2 separate regions of the Homo sapiens genome follow, and region 1 is linked to region 2. Evidence: chromatin contacts called from ENCODE Hi-C or POLR2A ChIA-PET data. All regions are on one chromosome and are shown on one strand. Each heading gives the region's core, a stretch centred on a gene start or an enhancer-like site at or near the end of the contact. The rest is flanking DNA. Distances are from core to core; before and after follow the strand shown.

Region 1 (6,246 bases), core at 361-2,860, 47 kb before region 2:
TAAAATATTATAAATTTAGGCATCTTTACAAGGAAAAATATTAAATTTCATAATTTAATACATAAACATAAAACTATATTTTATAGTTATAATTAATATGTATGTGTTCTTTAGTTTTTGCTTTTTATACATAAAATGACATCCTATATATTTCCATATTGCCACTTAGCCACACTTTTCTAGCTTTCGTCATCTCCAGAATCCTGTCATGTCATAGTGTGCGGGGTCATTTATTCCCTTATTGCCGTCGTCCTTTAAGGTGGAGTCCAGCTTTTCCCAGTACATCCAATAAACATGTGGTGCACCCATTACAGAATTGGCATCTTAAGAGGTAGAAAGATGAATAAGACTTGTTCTCTGGCCCTAAGGCTCTTACAATCTAGGAGTTGAGGGAAATATGCAAAGAAGTATGATGCAACATGTTCAATGCTTTAACAAAGATGCTTGGGAATCACTGGGAACAAGGAAAAGGGACAATCTCCTTCATTAACATATTTGTGCAGATGACTTAGTTTGAAGAGTTGGGAATTTTCTAAAGGGAAACTATGCATCAAGAATATTAGGGGCTCATGGGGTTAATTTTTCAAATTGCCATATTACTCCATAAAATGATGAAAACTTTTACGGTATGTTTAACAACATCACATGGACCGTGTTCCCCATAGTCCTGTTAGTTCACTATGGAGTCTTCACTGTGATATATTTTCTGACTACTCAGGGAAATGGACTGCACCCTTTTTTTATTTCATCAAATACAATACATGCTTCCATCTTAGCATCTCTAACCCTTAGGCACCTGCAAGTTGAATGTCTGCCTTGCTCTGTTAGGTAATAGGCTCCCAGAGGATAGAGACAATGCCTGATTCATTACTAGATCTTCTATGATTAGCATACTGTTTGGGCCATTATAGATATTCATTAAGAATTATTTGATCAGCGCCGGGTGTGGTGGCTCATGCCTGTAATCCCAGCACTTTGGGAGGCCAAGGCGGGTGGATCACTTGAGGTCAGGAGTTTGAGACCAGCCTGGCCAACATGGTGAAACCCCGTCTCTACTAAAAATACAAAAATTAGCCAGGCGTGGTGGCACGCACCTGTAATCCTACCTACTCAGGAAGCTGAGGCAGGAGAATCACTTGAACCTGGGAGGCAGAGGTTGCAGTGAGCTGAGATTGTGCCATTGCACTCCAGCCTGAGCAATAGAGTGAGACTCCGTCTCAAAAAAAAAAAAAAAGAATTATTTTATCATAAGAAAATTTCCAAGGTCAATGAGCATACCATGTTACCCTAGAATTAGAATAATGATCTTTATACTAACTTTTCTAACTTTAAATGTATTTTACATATTAATATCAAGTTGTCTTAATAGTCTCTTTTAAATACACTGTCCTCTTCAGTGTTGTGCAAGTTCTTGGTTGTCAGATATTACATTCTTGCCAAATACTGAGTCCTAAATATGCCAAATACAATATGCCAAATACTGAGTCCTAAATACGAAGATGGACAGTATGCAAAGCTGTGCATCACATATTTAGTCACAAGGCCATCAATTTCCCAGATGTCATTAGCAGGAGGTTTACGTATTTCAGCTGAGACTGGCAAACATGAACGTATGTGGCAATAGCAGCAACAAGTATGAGGAAGTTTGAGGAAATACATGCCTACAAGTAGGGTGGTTGTGAAAGGATTACTGAGAAGTCCTGGGCTTAGCCCAAAGGAGACAGGGATATGTGCAACCCTGTTTGCAAATATTTCATTTATTCCTAGTGATATGGCTGCAGATATGGAAGAAAAGAGAAAAGAAAATAACAATAAAAAGACAGTCTTTAATCATTTCCATTGAATTAATGTGCTGAAAGATCTCTGTTTTACACAACTCAGGTATTAATACTTCTTTACAAAGTATTTACTAGCCATGAACACCATGAGAAAATTTAGACTGGTTTCCATGATATGACAGACTTATTTAAGGGACACTTTGTAGAAAAAATTTGCAGCTTTACTGAGAGGAAAAAAAAACAAAACTGCTTCTCTTTCTCTGTACAATGTCAACTGGCTAGAAACAGTTTATCTAGATTCGACAGAGCTTTTTGTTTTGTTGTGTTTGCTTGTTGTGCTTGTTTGATTTTTGCTCATTACTGATTATTTGCTTTTGCTAAATTATTTTTTAGCTTCATTTAAATGGAGCCCTTTGTTAACTAAAATTTTATTTGACTCTCTATGTTTAGGGAAAGTGCAAACAACAAGAACACAAATATCATAGTTTATTTAGTCCAGTTTCTCTACCTCAGAACTATTGACATTTTGGGCTGGATAATTCAGCACTGTGAGGGCTGTCCTATGCATTGTAGGATATTTAACAATATCCCTGATCCCTACCAACTAGATGCCAGTAACACCCCTCCCCAAGTTGTGACAATCAAAAATATCTCTAAGCATTGTCAATATCTCTTGGGGGCCAAAATAGTCCCTAATTGAGAACAGCTAATCTAGATTGTATAATTTAAAATGTTAATAATTAATGATTATTTATATAGAGAGGCATAAAATAAAACTAGTATAGCTTTACAAAAGCAAAGTCAAAATAATTCTATGGGTTATTTTCTGTCATTTGTATACATTCAACCTCATTTCTAGAATTGGACCGTTATCATGAATAATCACATGATTACCCCTGAAGTTTGTGCCATATTCTGCATTGCCTGAGAATGAGAAAAACATTTCTATTGAATTGTATGTATTCCAGCATTATTGTTGCATCTCCCATCTTACAGATGAAAGAGGAACAGAGCAGTTAAATGCATTACTTAAGATCACCCCAAAGCAGATCAGAGCTCATAGCCTCAGGTTCCAGAGTCATTATTATTTGAAATAGATAATGATCTAGAATGATTTTTAACAGTAAGAAATTAACAAAGGTTCCCAGTCAATTAGGATATTCACTTGAAAACTTTCAGTTAATTATGTTTTCTTTAGTATCAGATAGAACCAAACTTCAGTTTACTCTTCTCTTAAACTGAACAAACTCTGTTCTCCTTTGTCTGTCTCAGTATGGCCTGCTGTAACAAATGCAATAAACTAGGTAGCTTATAAACAACAGAAATTTATTCTCACAGTTCTGGAAGCTGGACATCTGTGATTGGGGTTGCCAGCAGGTTGAGTTCTGGTAAGGACCTGTCTCCTGGCTCATAGACGGCCGTCTTCTCACTGTGTCCTCAACATGGCTGAAAAGGCAAGGTAGCTTTCTGGGGTTTCTTTTACAAGCGTACTAATCCCAATCATGAGAGCTCTGCCCTCTTGTCTTAATAACTTCCCAAAGGCTCCACCTCCAATTACACTGGGGCCAGCTTTCAGTGTATGAATTTTGGGGGAACACAAGCATTAAGTCTATAGCACCTTTTGATGGTGGAAAGTTCTTTGGAAATCTAAGCTCTAGATTGCATTGTGATGTGTAATCCTTGCAGCATCACAGCATGAGCCTAGAATAAAGCCTAATTCCAATCAGCTCTTTCCTAACCCACCACTCACAGTGCTCCCCATTCAAACAATATTATAAATATTGCATTTGTCCATAAAGTCCAAGAGAACAAAGAATAACTGCTTGCATTTGTCTTAATATAGAAGAGTACTATTCATGCACCTCACTATGGGCAATGGATCATTCATTCTTTCAGCATCCCTTTATTGAGTATTGCTGATGATGTACCAGGCATTTTTCCAGCTCCTGAGGGTATAGTCGTAAAGAAACGAGGCAAAGCATCTACCCTTATGGAGTTTACATTTGAATGCAGCAAATGGAAACTAGACATTAAAATAAAAGAATTTAGAGTGTTTAAATTAGGAAGAAACATAAAGAAGTAAAGAAGGATAAATCTGTGACTGCATTTTAAATCCGCTAGTCGTGAAAGGTCTTTCTCTCTCTCTTTTTTTTTTTTTTTTTTTTGAGACGGAGTCTCATTCTGTTCCCCAGGCTGGAGTGCAGTGGCGCGATCTCAGCCCACTGCAACCACCACCTCTCAGGTTCAAGTGATTCTCCTGCCTCAGCCTCCTGAGTAGCTGGTATTATAGGCGCATGCCACCACACCTGGCTAATTTTTGTATTTTTAGTAGAGACGGGGTTTCACCATGTTGGTCAGGCTGGTCTCGAACTCCTGACCTTGTGATCTGCCCGCCTCAGCCTCCCAAAGTGCTGGAATTACAAGCATGAGCCACTGCGCCCGGCCCATGAAAGGTTTTTCTGAGTGAGAGACATTTAAACAAAACAAGGCATGCAAAGATGAGAGTGTGAAAATTCTCTGAAAATGCTCCATGTGGAAGAAACCATAAAAATGGCAAATCCCAGAGTAGGAGCACATTTGGCCATAGTAAGGATTTTATTTTGATTGCTATGGGAAACTATTGGAGGATTTTGAGCAAGGGCAAATATTTGAGCAGATATTAAACAAAAATATATTTGAGCCATATTTTGTAAATGTCCAGCTTTTGTTTCCAATGACAGTACTGCACATTATTTATTATATTTACTTGTCTGTGACCCATTCTGAAATCTCACCACAGATAGGGGCAGTACGGTTAGTTACAGGTACAGAATTACAGCACAGACTATACCTGTAGTACAGAATATACAGACTAGAAAGAAACTTCACCGTAAAGATTGTATGTGGATGAGTAGATTAATAACACACCGCATTTTTGATTTGTATTCAGTAGTGTAGCTGATGGTTCGTGTGAAGAATTAGATTTATTACTCTATTACGTTTGTGTATGTGTGTGTGCAGAGGAGGGAAGAATGTTAGTGCTCATACAAAGAGAGGCTCACGTCACAGTTCCCTAGGCATTGTTCTGATTACCCTTGTAGGCAAAATGCATAAGATTTTGAAATCTCAGTTATGGCTGTAAAATCACCTTCAAGCATCTCTTCTAAAATAGTGGGCATTATTCTGTCTTCTAGCTAACACAGAATAATCTAAACTATAGGACCAGCCATGTCCCACTCTCTTCCCCAAAATATCCCCACTTGAGATTGAGGTTATAAAATAGATTGGAATCTTTGGGGGATAGAGGTGATTTAAAAGATAGGATATGAAGGAAGGATGATTATATTCTACCCAAATACAATTTTGGCTATGTTATATAACCATTAAAATATATTTTAAAGTTAGGCATTGACTTATTATGCCAAAAAGTTAGTGTGATCATGGCAATTTCATGTGTTTAAACCTAATATATTGCTCTGAGGATTTTTGGTGGGTTTGTGGGGGAATAAAGGATAAGTATTACCTAATCTTAAGCTATTTAATGCTATAAAATACTTACTATACCTATGAACATTAAATTGTATAACTTTGAGGGCAAAAATTGCTGCCAAGTTAGTGTTTTTGGAATGGTCTTATTTTTCATGAAACTTACTGTCAGAAAAGAAGACCAGAATATCTCTAGGTTTGAATTTGACCCTTATAAAATGATTAGAGTGGACTTCATGGGCTGCCTCTTCAAATATCTAGAAAGTTAATAAACTGATTTTATAGAAGTATTACTAATTTTCCTGATTAAGGTTTTTGCACCACATGTGTCTCTAAAGCAATGCTAAAAGAAAACACATCAAGACAAGTTAAATAGCTAGAAATTACATATTTTAGTTTTACATTTGATAATCCACTTTTGGATTTGTTTTGATGCATGAAAATTTACATACTTTGGAGGGCCTGGCTCCCTGGAACTTTGCCATTTTTAAGATCCCTCCTACAGTGGCATTTATCCACCCAGGCAGCTCTCTACCCTGACACCAACCTACACACACCTAAATACCTCTGGCTCTAAGTGACAACTTTTGGAATAGGCATGAATCATCCAAGCCCTTAAGGGATCATTTACTAATCCATATTTTTCCCCAACTTCAGAATTACCTGGGCCTTTGGGTTTGTGCCTGGCCATTCCAAAGGCTTCTCAGAGGCATGTTACTGATGGAAAATTACAGAACCTAATGGTCTATTAACAGTTAAGAAGGGAACTGCCATCGTTGTGAATCAGAGGTCTGGAAGTAAAAGAGAAAAAGCACTCTCTCTTAATTTTTCCCCAGCTATTTGTTTTCAAAACAGAAATAGCTACCGCTTTTCTCATTATGGAAAATAAACCTTTTTGTTAGAAAAATTAAGAAAAAAAACAGGGAAAAATCCATAATAACTTTTTTTTGGTACACATAACCTTTCAGTATGTATAGCTCTTTAAAATTTTTTTATGCAGTTA
Region 2 (5,691 bases), core at 1,856-4,355:
AATGCATAGATTCAACATAAACTAACTATATTCTCTATTTCAGGCTCTTTTCCTTGTCTGTGTGCTTCCCATGAGAATTATAAATTACAAACGTAGTTTTTGAGACAATTTTGGCAGAGCTCACCGATAAACCTAGGAAAATCTCCTGAAATGTAATCAGAGACTCCCATTCTGAAATATAACCGATAGAAGCTGAAAACGATCTGATTGTTTTATGTAAATGCAAATTGTGTGACACTGGCACTTTGTTATGATTGGTAAAGAATTCTGGACATGCTTGTATTCATTCCCAGGATACTGAGAGCCTATTCTGTGCCTGGCTATGCAAAGCATGGTATTACAAACATGTATGATATAGATCAAGCCCCCACCTCATGGAGCTTAGTCTGGTGAGGGAAATGAACATTAAGCAAATAATCACAAAGTAAATACACAATTTCAAATTGTAAAAAATGCTACAAAAGAAAAAAATTACTTAACAGAGGAAATCATAATGTCAGAAAGGCAAAGGATCATGGAACCTTTGAAACTGATGGGGGTCATTGTGATTGGAGGATGTGGACCCAGGAGAAGAGAGGAAAGAGATGCAAAAGGAGAACTCGGTAGCCAACGTCCTGTCAAAACGAGGGTTCAATAGATATGGAAACAGCATTAGGTGCAAGGCCATGGCACCCCCAGCCACTGACCCTGAGATTGATTGGGTACTTCTTCCTGAGAGAAACTCAAAGGAGATACAAGAATGAAAACAAATTTAGGGAAGGAACACTTTAGTAATTAACAAGACACAGTCAGGGAACTATTTTGCTCAGGGAAATTAAATTCTGCTGACTTAGAACTTAAGCAGATGAAAAAGACTCTCTGTGTATGTTTACCCTTAAAGGACAAGTTTTTAATTTTGCAGATTTTGCCAATGCAATAAAAGAAAAAAAAATACAGTAAAACCAGAGAGAAGAAAACAGAAATGGAGTAGAGAACATTAATCTACTTTGAGGAGGATGACATCCAAGCGTGGGAAGGGTTCTAATCTGCTTCTTTAAAAATCAGCCTTCTTCCTTTATCCCCATATGTTTCTGTGAACTCAATCTGCAAGCAGCCAGGAAAGAAGAGATCAAATGTATGAGCGGGGCAAGGGAAGTACCTGTTTTCATGTGTATTACCCCATTTGTATGATTTGCTCCACAGTTTTGAGAACGTCTTAAAATATCTGAAAAATGCATTGAATAGTAATTGTGAGAAGACACAGTAGGTGAATTGGACAATTATTCTCATGATTAGCAACAAATACTAAGAAGGAGGAAAACAATTATCTAGACATGAAGCTGTCCCCTGTAGAATAATTTACAATGTCCTTCTGCACATTTTGTCACTTCTGTTTGTTTGAGTCTATAATGTGCTTATGAAAGTGTTGTCTGTCTTGGCACACACATCAGAGGAGTCCAGGTAGAACCTAGAAATGTAGTTACCCAAATTAGGTGATGGTCAGCTTAAAAATCACTTTAAATGGCATGCTTATACAGTGACTAAGTTGATGTTTGTGTGTGGCCTTATTCATCTGTTACCATATTTACCCAGTGTGATTTTGGGGGAAAAATGAATGCCCTCCTAGTCAGTCATACTCCTCTTCATCAATATTAGTTCTGATTACTTCAACTGAATTTCTTAATGATTTGATGTTTAATGTTTAAAGCCTAATTGTTTATCAGCTATTGAAAATAATACATGGCTACTAATTAAGATGCTTTAAAATATACCAGTGATTTTTATTTCTTTAAAACAATAACTTAAAACAATAGCTATTAAACTCTAGATAACTAAAATTGGAAATTATTACCCAACAGAAACTCCACACCTGATCTCCAACTGACAGGAGTAGGGCTTTATCAGAATATCTGAGAGGGAGAGACAGAGATTCTGCTCCCTCCATCTCGTTAGCCCCTGCTGAGCCAGAACATGTGATCTGAAGCAGAAATGGAAGGAAAAGCAGTTTTTGCAATGCTATAGAGACAGAGTGCCCTATCCCTACCAGCCTGTAAGTTGGAAGTTCCATGGTGTCACAAAAACTAATTAATACTAAAGTTAGTACTTACTCTTCCTTTCTTATTTTCCCAGGAGGATTACTGTGAATAGGCTTGCCTCCTAGGCCACTCAGAATTTGTATGTTGACAAAATATGTCTCCTTTGGACATGTAAGGAGATATAAAATGTATGCAAAGTCACATCATATTATTTGACTGGGCATTCCATTTTGTCAGTTTATATTTTATACTTTATTATTTTAGGGGCAAACATCTATAAAAACAGGGTTCTGTATTGTCACTCGGGTTTGGTTCATGCTCAGAGTTTTCTTAACAGCATTCCTGTTGTTGTATAACTTTAAAATTAGATGAGAACAAAAATTTCACTCTGAAGCCGGAACAACATGGAACCTGGATTTTGGGTTAAATTGCTTAAAAGAATAATCCCCACTTTCTTTCTTTTTTCTGATGACTATGTTTTGGGGCTACTCCTAAGTCTTGTCCTCTGAGGCCACCAAGCCATGCATATCTAATCCAATAAAATTAGAACGTGAGATTCTCCAAAGATTCCAAGTGTCTTAAGGCACTGAAAATACAGACATGATGTTTTCATATAATTCTACACAGTTATTATTACAAAGTGATTTATTTTAACTTTAGATTAGGGAAAAGAAAATTTGTATGTAATTTAGTTTTAAAATAATATATGTTAAAAATAATTTAAATAATAAATTAAATTGAATCCTTAAAAGAATAATTGCAGATTTGGAAGAAAAAAGCTTTATCCAAGACTGTGGATACTTTAAGGAGTCTGTTAGCTTACTTTCCCTTTACTTTCAATTTGCAATTGTTGGAAACTATACTGGATATCCACCACTAAAACACAATCAGCTCTTGCTTAGATTAAAAATTTCTAAGGCCTTTAGCTTTGATTTCAGTTTTGCAATATGCTGTAACTGCCAGGACAGTGACCCCTGGTGAAGACAAAGGTTTGAGTATCAGATCGCTTGATATGATTAAGCACATTCCTGTTTCATTCCACAGATACCAATATTAAGTCAGACGTGAAACTCCCTTTTGATGCCTATCACTATGCTCTGACTCGCTGCACAACTTAACCTCTTGGTGACTCCAGTTCCTTGTTTGCAAGTGGAGATGAACAGGTCTGCTGTGAGGATTGAATAGAATAATACATGTAAAAGATGCGTTATTTGCTTGATACCCAGCCTGGTACACATGAAGGATTACTAAATAGTTTACATGAACATTATTACTACCTAATTGTTTTTAATTCAGGAAAATGTAGAAGCTACAACATCAGAATATGCTTCTGTAGTAGTACTTTTGCCTCTAGTTCAGTACCCTGTCAACCACCACATGAAGTGGTGTAACAAGACATAATTGAAACACTATTGTAATGAAAGGAACACTAGACATGCAGTCAGAAATCTGGGCTCAATTTCTGAAATGCATGTAGCATTTACCATATGCCAGGTACTGCTGTTAAGTATTTAACATACATTAACCTAAGCTGTCATAACAATCCAGTAAGGTAGGTGCTGTTATTACCCTCATTTTCTGATGAGGACACTGATACAAAAGAAGTTAAGTAACTTGCTCCAAATTATACATATTTGGCAAGCTATGGAGCCAGAATTTGAACCCAGACAGGCAGCTTCCAGTCCATGCTTCATAGCCTTTGGACTCTGTGAGCTTCAGTTTTCCCAACGGCACAATGAGAATAATAATCTTACAGTCATCTCACAGAGTCCTTGCAAGAATTTAATATGATGGTAAATCTAAACTGCCCTGGAACTGAAAAAGACTGTACAAATATAAAGGATTATTGTTATTAAGATTCTTAACCAAAATGCATCACTATCTGTATAAACAATGAGACAGGGTATAGCTGAAGTAATACCACTAAAGATGTGATGTTATAAGCATTCCAAGTGCCAAGTGCCAACAAAAATATTTTTCCCAGTGAACCTCAATATCTCAATGTTATTACCTGAAAGAGAAATTGAAATTATTTATCATTTTTTGAAGGTACTATTTGAACACTTAAAATTGTTTACTCTCTAACTTTTAGAGTTAATATTTTTTCAGAATGTCAAAGAAGCTCTTCTTACATGTTCAGAAGTGACTGTAGCAGGGCATGTTTAAATGGGCATGTAAATGTGAAGTCCTGTCCTATGAATGGTAAACTCACAGAGTGAATTCATTTTGCCTTTTGGGTCAGTGTAATTACCTATTGATTTTTAGGAAAGAAAGAAAAACTGACATTCACAACCTTTGCTCTTTAATTTCTGAACAGAATTACGGCCTAAATGGAAGAATGATGTTGTTTATCTGTTAGCACCTTTCAGAGACAAGGCCAATACTTCAAATTACTTGTGCATAATTGGTGCTCAGTAAACATTTTTGGGTTAAAAGCTTAACCCCATACAGATAGTTCCTGCTCCATTAGACAGATTCATATCACATTCCTAATCAAGCCTCTGATAGGCAATATGCAAAAAAATAGCAACTGTAAACCTTTATATCATTCAAAGTTATAAAATTATAGTCTAAGACATCAGTGGACATCAGCATGCAGCAGTTTTTAAAATTATGTAAGTCTCAATGTGCTGTGAAGTATTAAAAACTATTACCTCAACTGGGCTTGAAATTGCTTCCAGCTAAACAATGAATATTAAATTAAATAATAATGGTTTTTTTGCCTCTTAGAATTTATAAATGCACTGGACTTTGCTTTGGGTAGACCACTTTTTTTTAAAGAAAGAGAGAGGAAAAGAAAAAAGGACAGAAAGGAAGTAAAATAAAACCTGTAAGAATGTTGGAAATAAAATTTCCCCCATATACTGTTGGTAAATATCATTGTACCAAAAAAACACATTGATAAAGACATTGTTGACCTCCAAATTGCATTGCAAAACTCATGCTTTTCAAAATAGTTTTGTAAAAATTTATGAAAATCTTACTAAAGATGTTAGTTATGAAGAAATGGGTAGTTGTTCATTTGAGTCTCCACCTCTTTTCTATTATTTTAATGCTATATATATATATATATATATATATTTCTATAGAACTTCTAGGGTGCACTTTATTCAGGCTTTCCAAGGTTATATGTAAAAAAATGGTTAACATGAACTATATAAATCATAGGCCCAAATTGTTGAACAATGTAGTCATCATAACTTCTATAAGTGTAGTATCAAAATCAAGGTATAATTGTAGAACTCTTATCAACTTCAGTGCTCTAAATAGAAAGTTAACTTCACTTTGAAACACAACTTTTGATGAAAAATTCTAAAAGATTTATATAGCTCATTCAAAAATTTCAAATATGCCTATGAAAGCGTCTTTATTCCTTAGTGAAACATTTGTTAGCCATGATGCATGTATGGACTTATGAAACATTTTGCTTGCAGTTTCCTTGGGATAGTCTAGTCAGATGAATTTGGCACCCACACAGTGATCCGGTGTGTTGCTAGTCAAATGCTGTCCATGAACCTGTGCCACCTGTCTGTGAACCCTTTGCTAACACATTGCAACAAGATAATCAAGAAGCTTGACCAGAATCTAAGCCAACTATACCAGTAAGCTGACACTCCTTTTTAAATAGCATACATTTCCCGGTAAAGCAACCAATGTGTTCATTTATACTCTGGAC

What was found. Hi-C counts contacts between places; a loop is a spot of excess contacts on that map. ChIA-PET counts read pairs that join two places held with the same protein, here RNA polymerase II (POLR2A). Pooled maps may share reads with other maps.
Region 1: a loop to region 2 is called in a map of Caco-2, with 7 times the contacts of the local background. The contact joins two enhancer-like sites. A Hi-C loop is called at or near these places in 8 of 168 maps with a recorded cell type or tissue (Caco-2, Calu3, PC-9 and 3 more) and 6 of 50 pooled maps. POLR2A ChIA-PET finds 5 or more read pairs at or near these places in 3 of 52 experiments (A549, H1 and PC-9).

Annotation. Positions count from the first base shown.
Region 1 is chr5:58,230,860-58,237,105 of GRCh38, reverse strand. No RefSeq gene overlaps it. Among named protein-coding and RNA genes, the nearest start is that of LINC02101, 110 kb to the right of the region's middle. Within about 2 kb of position 1,610, at least 2 of the 41 ENCODE cell types and tissues checked have a DNase peak (open chromatin) inside an H3K27ac peak, as active enhancers do; they include PC-9, where a contact is called at or near this core.
Region 2 is chr5:58,185,810-58,191,500 of GRCh38, reverse strand. It overlaps LOC105378983 (a long non-coding RNA gene), which reads left to right. Exons shown (of 4, transcript XR_948350.2): 4 at 3,060-4,796. Among named protein-coding and RNA genes, the nearest start is that of LINC02101, 66 kb to the right of the region's middle. Within about 2 kb of position 3,105, at least 5 of the 41 ENCODE cell types and tissues checked have a DNase peak (open chromatin) inside an H3K27ac peak, as active enhancers do; they include PC-9, where a contact is called at or near this core.